Regions from separate parts of the Homo sapiens genome. Here region 1 is linked to region 2. A link is a contact called in ENCODE Hi-C data. All regions are on one chromosome and are shown on one strand. Each heading gives the region's core, a stretch centred on a gene start or an enhancer-like site at or near the end of the contact. The rest is flanking DNA. Distances are from core to core; before and after follow the strand shown.

The links. A loop is a pair of places that touch in the nucleus more often than their neighbours do. Pooled maps may share reads with other maps.
Region 1: a loop to region 2 is called in a map with no recorded cell type, with 7 times the contacts of the local background. The contact joins the promoter of UGT2B17 here to the promoter of UBA6 in region 2. A Hi-C loop is called at or near these places in 4 of 37 single-sample maps with no recorded cell type and 2 of 50 pooled maps.

The regions. Positions count from the first base shown.
Region 1 is chr4:68,574,910-68,578,873 of GRCh38, forward strand. UGT2B17 (UDP glucuronosyltransferase family 2 member B17) reads right to left here and starts at 1,413. Exons shown (of 7, transcript NM_001077.4): 1 at 1,042-1,413.
Region 2 is chr4:67,698,699-67,702,651 of GRCh38, forward strand. UBA6 (ubiquitin like modifier activating enzyme 6) reads right to left here and starts at 2,457. Exons shown (of 33, transcript NM_018227.6): 1 at 2,351-2,457. The coding sequence starts at 2,421. It overlaps UBA6-DT (UBA6 divergent transcript), which reads left to right and starts at 2,580. Exons shown (of 2, transcript NR_015439.1): 1 at 2,580-2,786. RefSeq lists silencers at 2,181-2,350, 2,481-2,550.

The DNA.
Region 1 (3,964 bases), core at 163-2,662, 880 kb after region 2:
ACCATATAACACTCTTTTTACATAAATTTTACCTCCTCCCCCCCCTTTTTTTTTTGAAGATAACCATTCCTTTTTTTTAAAAAGTGAACTTTCTTTATGTCTTTGGACTAGACTGTCTAAGGCCACAAGATTAGAAGTTACCATAATATGTGTTACACTGTCAACTTTTAGCAAACTTCGCTTTTGTTGAAAACCTTGTAAGTTTGAAATTTCAATTATCCTTTGCTATTAATAAGACCTTGTTTAGTCTAAATTTACTTAGAATTGGTATAGATGGCCTTTTTTTTTTTTTTCTCTGCTGGTCTTTCCTTGCCTCTGCCAGCTGCTTATGCTGCTGTTCTCTTAACTATTGTGAGGGGGGGTGGGGGGAAGGGGTCTAAAACCAGCTGTAACTGTCTATGTACAGAACCTGGTCTGGGTGCCTTGGCTTACAGGTTACCTTGTGCCATACCTTAGAAACTAAAAAGACCTATCTAGGCTTCCTTCTGATGGCTAACCTACCTCTAATGCTGGCCAATCTATTTCACACAAAGTTCTAAGTTTTCCTGGAGTCATAGTGACTCCATAGTCTCTATTAAATCCTTTCTTGAAATTCATTATCATAGTTCCCAGTGCAGTGGGCTTACTTTGTGCCTGATCTATGTTTTTTTGAGACAAAACACCATGCTCACAGCACACACACACCACAAAACAAAGAACGGGTAAAAGGGCACACACAAACATTTCAGTTTACACCAAACCAAAATCAAAACCAAAATCAGAGTATCCAGAAATCCAAGCCAGGTCAAAAACCAAAACCAAAGTATCCAGCAATTCAAGTCAAGTCAAAACCAGATCAAAAGTGCCAATACAGGCACACCGTGGGTGATCAGGCTATGCTACACTTCCATTCAGGTGGAGTGGGGCAAGTTCAAAAGACTAGTCCTACCAAGTCTAGCCAAGTCAAAACCAGAACAAAGGTGCCAACACAGGCACACCGTGGGTGACCAGGCCATGCTTCTACTCAGGTGGAGTGGGACAAGTTCAAAAGACTAGTCTTACCAAGTTCCAGATGTCCAGACTCCAAGTGCCAGTTCCTTCCCGGTGTTCAGCCACTGTGTTAATCCTCCACGGGGGCCTGCTACGTGTTGATCTGGTGAGGTGTTCCACTGGGGCAATTTCCTACCCAGGAGCGCTCTTTGGATCTCATCACTCAGGCTGCCCGGAGTACCCCACAGGGATGCTCCACAGGGCAGGCTTAAGCCACCTAAGGGGCTGCCTCAGCCTTCCGTCAGTCACCTTGCTTCTGGGTCAGGGAGCCAAGAAATGTAGCAGGACGAGCCACAGACAAAACCTCTCAGACATCGAGTTGTAGAAGGAAGGGCTTTATTCAGCTGGGAACATTGGCAAGATACTGCCTTAAAATCTGAGCTCCCCGAGTGCACAATTTCTGTCCTTTTTAAGGGCTCACTACACTAAAGATTTCACATGAAAGGGTCGTGATTGATTTGAGCAAGCAGTGGGTATGTGACAGGGGCTGCATGCACTGGTGGTCAGAGAGAAACAGAACAGGGCAGGGAGTTTCACAATGTTCTTCTATACATGTCTGGAATCTATGAATAACATTGGTTTCTAAGTTATGAGTTGAGTTTTAACTACTAAGTTTAGGCCAGGCAGGCCCAGGCATAGTTTCAGTCCTGGCGTTTGGGCTGCCTGTCTTTGGTTTTACTTCCTTGTTGTTTTTTCTTAAACATGTACTGAGTGAAAAACAATATAAAATAATATGAGAAGGTCTTTCTCTTCCTTCACATGCACATTGGTCACTGATCTCGCCTACTGTTAGGCTTCCCTGGGAGCCCAGTTAACAGGGGAAAATCTGCATGACCTCTCTTGGTTTCTCCTGTCCCAAAATCCAACACTGATCCAAGAAGGCTCCAGTATGTGCCAGGCACTCCCTGATCATCTGGTCTTAGGGGGACGCCTCTAAGCCATTTGATTCCGTTCCAGGAACCAAAAAGGCAGAGGTGATAATAGCTCCTTTTATTGTCTTCCTCCAGCTGTCCAGGACAGTCTTCTTTTTCCCTGTTCTCCAGAGCCTACCCTTTGATATGGAAAACTCCCCATCCTCCATTCCAAAAAACAGCCCTCCAGACTGCCTCATAAAAAATCTGCAAACCTTAGGCCTCAGGCAAGATACCCACCCTAAGCGCCTTGTCTTTTTTATACAATAAAACCTGGCCGCAGTATGAATTAGATAACGGGTCCAAATGGCCAGCAAATGAAACACTTGACTTTACAATTTTAACTGGTTAAAGCAATTATTGCCGATGACTGGAAAAATGGGGAGAAATTCCTTGTTCCAGGCCTTTTTGCACTCAGATCACAACCTGACTTCTGCAATTCTTGCTTACCTGTTCAAATCCTTCATTCTCACCGCCCTCATAACCTTTCTCCTCCTGACCCTACCTCTTTTTCCTTGTTGGATCCAGCAGACTGCTGTCCACCCCTCCCAGCCCCTACCCCCACGTCTCAACCATCTTCTATAACTCCCCAAGCTTTCTCATTGTCTTCGCAGTCACCATCTTCCCAGCCACCATCTTCCCAGCCGGCATCACCTCCAAAAGTACCCACTTCTTTTTCTACACCGTCCTCTCCTCAGGAAAACTCTAGCATTGCCTGTACTCAGTCTCCTTCCTCACTGCCCTCTCCTGAAGCCTGTAAACCCATCAAGCCACCTTACACCCCTATGTATCCTCCACTGCCTGTCAACTCAACCCGCCTTCCCCCTTCAAACCCTCAGCAGGAACCCCTTCTGGCTTCTTTCTTCTCTCCTGTCCATACCAGCTTGGGCACCATCTTTGGCCCACGCTGCACCCATACTTCAGTGCGGGTGCTAGAATGCCCCCTTCAGGAAGTAGCAGGAACTGAAGGTATTGTTAGAGTTCATGTTCCCTTCTCCTTCACTGATCTCTCAAACTAACAAGACTCAGTTCATTTCCAGAAGACCCTACCTCTTATATTAGGGAGTTTCAGTACCTTACCCAGTCTTATGCACTAACCTGGTATGACCTCTACTTATCCTGTCTTCCACCCTCACCTTCTACTTATCCTCTCTTCCACCCTCACCCCAGAAGACAGGGACCATATTTGGACCCTGGTTCAGGAGCATGCTAATACAATTCATCATCAAGCTCCTGCCCAGCCTACTGGCACGGAGGCAGTCCCCAACCAGGAGCCCCACCAGGATTATCAAGACAGGGCCTCTGGACACTGCCATCAAGACCACATGATTGTGTATCTCCTTGCAGGACTCAAAAAGGGTGCCCATAAAGTGGTAAACTATAAAAACCTTTCAGAAATCACCCAAGGTCCTGACAGAAACCCAGCCTTTTTTCTCTCTTGTTTAACTGAAGCCATGAGAAAATATACCAACCTAGACCCAGCCAACCCAGAAGGAATCACTATTTTAAACCTTTGGTTCCTCATCCAATCTACCCCTGATATTTGGTGCAAGATTCAGAAGCTTGACAATGGCCCTGAAACCCCACAATGACACCTTCTTAATTTAGTCTTCAAAGTCTTTAACAGTTATAACGAGGAAAGTAAAAGAAAAAAAAAAAAGACAGAGTTTCAAATGCTTGCCTCCACCATCACGGGCCCTGCAGGCCCACAGGCTGCAGCTCCACACAGATGCCTCCTAGCAATCCACCTCCCCCTGGCACCTGTTTCAAGTGTGGCAATGAAGGCCACTGGTCCAGGCAATGCCCAAACCCAGGTAAGCCCACCAGGCTGTGCCCTCTCTGCGGAGGACCCCACTGGAAGTCAGACTGTGAGGTGCCCCAGCAAGGACCGCCCCCATCCCTGCCCCAGCCGGCCAAAACCTCCTACTAGGATCTCATCAGCCTTGCCGCTGAAGACTGACAGTGCCCTGGAACAGATGCCCCAGCAACTACCATTGCTTCATCTGAGCCAAGGATAACCTTGA
Region 2 (3,953 bases), core at 1,207-3,706:
CTTGTAATCCCAGCACTTTGGGAGGCCAAGGCAGGCGGACCACCTGAAGTCAGGAGTTCGAGACCAGCCTGACCAACGTGGTGAAACCCTGTCTCTACTAAAAATACAAAAATTAGCCAGATGTAGTAGCAGGCGCCTGTATTCCCAGCTACTTGGGAGGCTGAGGTGGGAGAATCGCTTGAACCCGGGAGGAGGAGGCTGCAGTGAGCCAAGATCCCACCACTGTACTCCAGCCTGGGTGACAAGAGCAAGACTCTGTCAAAAAACAAACAAACAAAACAAAACAAAAAAACCCTGTTAAATGAATAAATTTTAAAGGAAAAAAACTAATCTAAATATGCAAATCTGACAAAGTATACTTATTATAGTAACATATTATTTATAGCAGTGCTCGTCCCATTTTCACAGCATGGCCTTCAAAAAACGTATCTGTACTAAACACTGGCAAGCAGAGATAATTCCCAGGTACAGGGAACCAGTCTGGAGCATTTGGAGCTGAACCACTGTGAGAGCTGAGATCAATATACTGGCAGAAGTGGAGGCCATTCCTAGTTCTGAGAAGCTCTAGTTGTCAATTAAAAGATTCTAAAAACAATGCGATGGCATCAAATTCAGGCTTGGAATCCAACTTTCTAGTCCTAGCATTGATAAATAAGCCAAAGAATTTGTAAACAAAGGTAATTAAAATGTTATCATTTATCTCACCAAACACTGGCACATATCAAATGATACCAGCTTCTAGCTAATTAAACGGATAGCTATTAAAAAAACTGATTCCAATTACCAAGGCAAATCAGAAGATAGCTGTGTTCTAAGAGATCACCTACCTAATAAAAAACACACACATACACAATATACCCTGTTTGGGCATTGTAACAAAATATAAAAATTAACAAAATTTGTTTCTTTTCTTTTTTTTTGAGACAGGGTCTCTCTCTGTCACCCAGACTGGAGTGCAGTGGCACGATCTCGGCTCACTGCAGCCTCGATCTCTCTAGACTCAAGCGATCCTCTCATCTTAGCCTCCCGAGTAGCTGGGACTACAGGCGTGCATCACCTACGCCCAGCTAATTTTTTTGTATTTTGTAGAGACGCGGTTTCGCCATGTTGCCCAGGCTAGTCTAAGAACTCCTGAGCTCAAGCGACCCGCCTGCTTCGACCTCCCAAAGCGCTGGGATTGCAAGCGTTTGAGCCACTGCGCCCGGCCAAAGTTTTTTATTATCTACTTTCCTATCATTTTATCCCTAGTACACTTTCACTTGCTGTTTTCCTTGCATGGCGGGGGCAATAGGCCTGGTGGGTAAATCTGAATAAAAACGAGAACAGCTGCAGTCTAACTAGCTCTGCCACTTAATGGCGTGACTGGCCCTTTTCAGAAAGTTGTGCCTCACTGGAATGTTTCAAAAATATGTAAAAATAATATGATCTATAAGACAATCAAAAACGCTTCAAATAAGGCGCGGGTTATATTACATAATATCCCTCCACTCTGGCAGTGTTGGCAATGGCAGACAACACCATGAAACTGAAAGCATCCCTTCAGTCTGAAACTGGCGAAAAGGCTACAGGTTTACAAAGTCTCACATCAGCTGAAAATAATACATCCATCAATTCTATCTTTGGCATGGTGTATTCTGACAGTGGTGGATAGAATGTAACCACTTGCTTTATTAATTATGAGATGATTGAAAGAGGAACTACTAACCAAGAAATTGGTAAAGGCCTAGCACAAATATTTTCCCCCTAATTTTACAGGGGCGGGAAAGACCTGAAGAACTTCAAAACCAAGTGGGAAATAAGAATGGGTAACTTGTGTATTTTTTTTTCCTGGCTTTTTTTTTTTCCTTCTTCCGAAGTCAACAAAGGCCTCAGGGTGTCCAGATTGCTACTGATTCATTCTTACCAAGTTCCTTCTGGTAATAGTTTTCAAAAGAGGATCTCAGTGGAGGTGCACAGTGGCGCTCCTAGCTTTCTTTTTACGGAAAGGAGGAAAGGTGCTTGGCACCAGTCGGGGAAGCTCACGCCAAGTGACCGAGACCAGAACTCGCTCTCGACCGGAGCCCCCCAAGTCTGGTGACTTGGAGGAAGGAGGATCCCGAATCCCAGCCAGAACTGAGAAAGCCCTCAAAGGTGCGGAAAGGGGACTTTTCCCTCAGGAAAGCCGGCAACAGCAGAGGCCCTAGCCCACGTCGCCACACCCACTCCGCGCGCGCCCCTCGCCTCCCAGGGCCGGCTCTGCTCGGCCCCGCGGCCTCTCGGGCGCCCCCAGCCCGCCGGAAAGAAAGAAGCAGAAACCCGGAGCCTGGGTCCCACCCGCGACCCCTCACCTTCGCCCTTCTCGTCCTCTCACCTGCCAGTCCCCCAGGAAGAACAGGACGCCTCTTCCCCCTGATGGGCGGCCACAGGCTCGGATCCTTCCATTGCCGCCTGAGACACCGCCGCCGGCTACTGGAAGGTAGGAAGGGGCGGGACCGTGGGGGGGTCAAGGGGCGGGCGGAGACGTCATCAGAGGGGGCGGGCCTGGGGAAGCTAGGAGCCCGGCAGCGCCTTCCCGTCAACCCTAGGGGCGTCCTGGTTTCCGGTTTGGGTGTGGCCGCATGGCGTGCTGTGGTGCAGGTGGCCGAAGGGGGCGTTACTGTTGCGACTGGCATCCGCATCCGGCAGATGTAGATGGAACCAAAGTCCAGAAGTTACGCGTCACCCTTGCTCTACAGCCAAACATGCAGGACTCTAGTAACCCGCGAAATGATGGGATAGCGTTGCAAATCCTTAAAAGAGTCTTAACGGTAAGAAGAGGAAACAGCTTTATTTTATAAATAAACTGAAGGCTGCTAATAGCTCCAGATTGTCAGTGAGGGGATACCACTTAAAGATGTTATACATTTAATAAATAATTTTGGGAGTCCACTACATGTGAGGCGCTGCCTCAGATTTAATAGAATCATGTGACTTTTAGTGCCATAGATGTCGTTAGATCATCCAGTTTGGTCCCTTAAATTTGTGGGTAAGGGAAAGGAACTTCCGGTCAGTGCAAGTGACTTGGTCAAGGTTATAGAGCTAGTCACTGTTAGATTACCAGAACACATATCTAAAAAGTTCTCATATAATTCTTTTTCATTTACTTCCGTGTCACCTTTCTTAGAAAGCAAAAATGAGTTGGACACAATAACATTAGGATTTGTCTTTCACTAAATAACACTGTATATTTGAATAAACATCTGCAGGATTTTTAAAATTAGCATATACTTTGGGTATTATGTAATTTTCTGTGATGTATCATATTTTTAATTAGAAATTTTTCCTCTCATATGGAGATGAGGGTCCAGGCAAAACTGTATTATCCTTCGTGCCCTCTATTCTCTTCAAAATTGCACATCTTAAAATACCTGGAAGCTTTATGTTGCTCACCTATAGCATTATCCGTGTTCCTCAATCCAGTTGTGAACCTTTTCCACATTAAAATGTTCTTGATCTGTGTTCTATTCTTTCAAGGCTCTGCTCTAGCACTAAGATAATGCTACAGGACTGAAGATAATGAAAAAGATTGAAGAAAGCAGAAACAGAACAAAAATCAGATTATTTCAAAGTTTCTTTCCTTGTAAAGGTTAAAACAGAGCATACTTCCTTATTATGCCCACTAGGTTAACTAGAATCTCCTGTTTTTTTAAAAAAAACTGGCTCATTTTTTCAAAATCCACTTTAATTACATGGTGCTTAGCACAAGCAACTCCATTCTGGTTTGATCTGATGGGGCCTAGTGTAGAAGGCTAGGCCAAAACAATGGCCTGCCATTACCCACGCTTCTTCATATTTTAACATCCATGAATAGAGGATGAATTTTTAAAAAATAAATACAGAAAACGATGCATCTTAAAATTGAGGGCATGTTAGATTTGATAAAATATGGTGTGAATTATTTCAGGCATGTAACAAGCAACCAGATTTAACAGATT